2 separate regions of the Homo sapiens genome follow, and region 1 is linked to region 2. Evidence: chromatin loops called from intact Hi-C (ENCODE). Cell type or tissue: GM12878. All regions are shown on one strand.

The links. Hi-C counts contacts between places; a loop is a spot of excess contacts. Peaks named below come from ENCODE experiments on the same cell type or tissue, not always from the same donor. Only the 100,000 strongest peaks of a DNase experiment are listed, where the experiment ranks them.
Region 1: a loop joins it to region 2, with 5 times the contacts of the local background. A loop is called at or near these places in 6 of 110 quality-filtered maps.

Annotation. Positions count from the first base shown.
Region 1 is chr13:61,122,804-61,125,303 of GRCh38, forward strand. No RefSeq gene overlaps it. Among named protein-coding and RNA genes, the nearest start is that of MIR3169, 76 kb to the right of the region's middle. In GM12878, no CTCF peak of the experiment used is centred here; a DNase peak (open chromatin) is centred at 993.
Region 2 is chr13:61,246,640-61,249,139 of GRCh38, forward strand. No RefSeq gene overlaps it. Among named protein-coding and RNA genes, the nearest start is that of MIR3169, 48 kb to the left of the region's middle. RefSeq lists an enhancer at 906-955. In GM12878, a CTCF peak has its summit at 1,068; a DNase peak (open chromatin) is centred at 1,142; H3K27ac peaks cover 737 bases.

The sequences.
Region 1 (2,500 bases), 120 kb before region 2:
TCATCTATATGGTCCAGTGATTTCTGACAAGGGTGCCACAACTATTCAATGGGGGAAAGGACAGACTTTTCAACAAATGGTGCTGGGAAAACTGGATATCCACATGCAAAAGAATGAATTTGGACTTTTTTTTTTTCTTTTTTTTTTTTTATGTTAATTTATTTATTTATTTATTTATTTTTTTAATTTTTTTTTTAATTATACTTTAAGTTTTAGGGTACATGTGCACATTGTGCAGGTTAGTTACATATGTATACATGTGCCATGCTGGTGCGCTGCACCCACTAACGTGTCATCTAGCATTAGGTATATCTCCCAATGCTATCCCTCCCCCCTCCCCGAATTTGGACTTTTACCTAATGCCATATGCAAAAATAAACCAAAAATAGATCAAAGAATTAAATATAAACATAAAAGTATAAAACTCTTACAAGAAAACAGAGGCCAAAAGCTCTATGACGTTTGATTTGTCAACATTTTCTTGAATATGACACTGAAGGTACAGGCAACAACAACAAAAATACAAATTGGACTTCATAAATTTTTTTTAAATTGTACATTATAAGAAAATATCAACAGAATGAAAAAGCAACCCACAGAATGGGAAAAACATATTTGCAAATAATATATGTGATAAGAGATTAATATCCAGAACATATTGAGAACTCCTGAAACTCAACCAAAATCACAAACAATCCAATGCAAAAATGGGCAAAGGACTTTTCGAAATAGACATTTATCCAAAGAAGATACACAAATGATATATCTCCAAAGAATATGATATATTCCTCAAAAAGGTATATTCTCCAAATGAGATATACAAATGGCCAATAAGTACATGAAAAGATGCTCAGCATCACAAATCATTAGGGAAATGAAACTGAAAACCACAATGAGATGCCATCTCACACATTAGGATGCCTAATATCAAGAAAACAGAAAATGAGTGTTGGGGAAAATGTGGAAAGACCGGAACCGTTGAGCAGTATTGGTGTGAATGTGAAAAGGCACAGCTGCTGTGGAAAATAGTGTAGTTCCTAAAAAAGTTAAAAACAGAATTACCATATGACCCAGAAATTCTGCTTCTGGATGTATAACCGAAAGGAATGGAAAGCAGAGTCTGGAAGAGATATTTGTACACCTATGTTCATAGCATTATTCACAATAGCTAAAAAGTCTAAGCAGCTCAAATGTCCACTAACACAGGAGTCCCCAACCCCTGCACCACAGACCAATACTGGTCAGTGGCCTGTTACGAACCAGGCCACACAGCAGGAGGTGAGCAGCAGGCAAACAAGCTTTACCACATGAGCTCTGCCTTCTGTCACATCAGCAGCAGCATTAGTTTCTCATAGGAGCGTAAACCTGATGGTGAACTGCACATGTAAGTCATCTAGGTTGCATGCTCCTTATAAGAATCTAATTCATGCCTGATTAATACCTGATAATTTGATGATCTGAGGTGAAACAATTTCATCCTGAAACCATCCCCTCCGTCTGTGAAAAAATTGTCTTCCACAAAGCTGGTCCCTGGTGCCAAAAAGATTGGGGACCACTGCACTAACAGATGAATGGATAAATAAAATGTGGTATATATAATCAATGGAAAATTAATGAGCTTTGAAAATAAATGAAATCCTGACATTTATGACAACATGGATAAATCTGGAGGGCATTAGACTAAGCAAAATAAGTCAGGCACAAAAGAGTAAATGCTGTATGATTCCACATATATGAGACACTTAAAGTAGGTCAAATTCATAGAGACAGAAAGGAAAATGATGGTTGCCAGGGACTGGGGTAAAGGGAAATAAGGAATTATTGTTGAATGGGTATAAAGTTTCATTTTTTCAAGATGAAATTATATAGATTATGGTAAATTCATAAAATTATGAATATATTTAATACTACTAAACTATAAACTTTAAAAATGGTTAAGATAATAAAATTTGTTATGTGTATTTTACCACACTTTAAGAAATCAGGGACAATTTTTTTTTTTTTTTGAGACAGGTTGTATTAGTTTGTTTTCATGCTGCTGATAAATACATACATGGGACTGGGAAGAAAAAGAAGTTTAATTGGACTTATAGTTCCACATGGCTGGGGAGAACTCAGAATCATGGCAGGAGGTGAAAAGCACTTCTTACATGGTGGCAGCAAGAGACAATGAGGAGGAAGCAAAAGCAGAAACCCCTGATAAACCTATCAGATCTCATGAGACTTACTCACTATCATGAGAATAGCATGGGAAAGACTGGACCCCATAATTCAATTACCTCTCCCTGGGTCCCACCCACAACATGTGGGAATTCTCTGAGATACAATTCAAGTTGAGATTCGAATGGGGACACAGCCAAACCATATCATTCTGCCCCAGTCCCTCCAAATCTTATGTCCTCACACTTTAAAACCAGTCATGCCTTCCCAACAGTCACCCAAAATCTTAACTCATTTCAGCATTAACCAAAGTCCATAGTCCAAAGTCTCATCTGAGACA
Region 2 (2,500 bases):
TGTCATTTCAGCCATTTCAATGGGTTAGAAACCATTGTTCTGGGACTAGTGTGTTTGTTTGGAGGTAAGAAGACACTAGCTTTTGAATTGCCAGAATTCTTGCACTGATTTTTCTCATCTGAGAGGGCTTTTGTTTTATTAACTGTGACACAAAATGAGTATAATCAGCTCGCTTCATTTCTGGGTGCTTTCAGAGGTCTAAGGCTCTGTACAGGATCTTTATTCGTGAACAAATTTTTGCCTTAGGTTTCAGGCACTGTATACTGGCAAAATATTTTTGGTGTTGTAATTTGGTCTGGTATCCAGTAAATGGCACTTAAGAGTGATGGCTGGCAGATAGGCTCTTATTCAGCCATGTGGCTCTTTTGTATTTCTGTAGTATGCTCTGTGGTGTGAGGCAGAGAGGGAGAATTCCCTCATTAGGTCTGTTCCAGGGCCTTGGAGGAACCCCTGCCCATCACTGGCACCATGCCTACATTTCCTTTGTTAGGTGCTTCATGACATGGGGTACCCTCAGACAGAGGCCACAGCTAGCGGACAGGGCATACTCTTTTTAAACTGGTTCTGCAGAAGGAGGCATGGCCCTCTCCCCTGTCAGTTCATGAACCCAGGCGTCTCATCCCATTCAGTGTTCTGGGTGTAGGAGCCCCTCCCCTCCTTGGGTGCTGCCCAAGCCAGAGAGTCTTTCCTGGCTATGGAGTTACCCCATGCACTGTCTGGGTGTTTCCTGGAGGAACACAGGGCTGTGTTCCCCAGCAGAGTTCAGGCAGGAGAGCGGCTGCTGTGCTGGAAGCCCGAGGTGGCAGGTCCCACCTGGCTAGTAGCCGTGGGGTTGGGAGGAATTGCCCAGTCTACTTTCTGGATTTTTTCCAGGGGAACACAGAACTGTGCCCATTGGCAGAGTTCAGGCAGTAGAGTGGCTGCTGCACTGGAAGCAGGAGAAGAGCCTTGTTGGGCAGGGAGGAGTGGAGCAGTCTGACTGCTCCTCCAGCACTGTGACTGCCTCTATTGGTATTATGGCAGCTGGCCCTGGGCTGCCGAGGAGTCTAAGGCCTGTGGGGCCCCCTGTGGTCTTGAGTGATACCTCTTCAGAAACTCTGGGCAGATCTCTGTATTGGTCTAGAGGCCTGCTGGGGTTGTGAAAGAGGATTCTTTCATTCTCAGTATTGCACAGGTCCCTGTGGGAAATGTGGATTCCCTGGGGGCTCTTACTCTCTCACCCTTTCCACATGTTGGGGAGCTTCTCCTAGCTCTGTACCAGTCCTGAGTGGGCACCTGCCCTGCTTTACTCTTCTCTGTCACCCATGTATTCTCTTGCCCCCTTGATGTGTCCTGATGTGGTTTATTAAACGATTCACCATAAAACTTAGTATTTGCTCAGCACTTTGTTTCCTTTCCATGACAGCAGTCCACATGAGCTGCTTTTAGTTAACCATTTCGAATCTGTCTCCCCTCCTTTTTTTTCTTTTTTTTGACAGAGTCTCACTCTGTCTCCCAGGCTGGAGTGCAGTGGCGTGATCTAGGCTCACTGCAACCTCTGCCTCCCGGGTTCAAGCGATTCTCATGCCTCAGCCTCCGAGCAGCTGGGTTTACAGGCTTGTGCCACCATGCCCAGCTATTTTTTGTATTTTTAATAGAGACAGAGGTTTCACTGTGTTGGTCATGCTGGTCTTGAACACCTGACTTCAAGTGATCCGCTTGCCTCAGCTTCCCAATGTGCTGAGATTACAGGCATGAGCCACCACACCCAAGTCTCTTTCATTTCTTAATACAAATTATTGCATTGTTGTAAACTTGATATATGCTTATTATTTTTAGTTTTTCCACATTTATTGAGGTATAATTAACAAGGGAAATTGATTATATTTATGGTGTACAATGTGATATCTTGATATACCTAAACACTGTGAAATGATTACCACGATAGAGCTAATTAACATATCCATCACTTCAAATAGATAACTTATTTTTCTGTGTGTGGTGAGAATATTTAAGATTTACTCTCTAAGCAAATTTTGAGTATACAATTGCTATGGTCTGAATGAATCCCCCCAAATTTATGTGTTGAAACATAATCGCCAATGTGCTAGTATTAAGAAGTGGGACATTTAGCAGGTGGTTAAGTCATGAGGATGGAGCCTCATGAATGGAATTAGTGATCTTATAAATGTTCAGGAAGGAACTAGCATCATCCCCTTTCACCCTTCTGTACCATCTTCCACAGGATTTTTCCCTCAGAGGGACATAGCAACAAGGCACCATCTTGGGGCAGGCAGCAGCCCTCATCAGATACTAACTGTACGGGCACCTTGATCTTGGACTTTCTTGCCTCCAGATAGTGGGAAATAAATTTCTGTTGTTTTTTAAATTACCCAGTCTGTAGTAATTTGTTACAGTAACACAAAGACAACAATACAGTGTTATTAACTGTAGTCATCGTGCTTCACATTACTCCAGAATTTATCCATCCTGCATAACTGAACCTCTGTAGACTTAGACC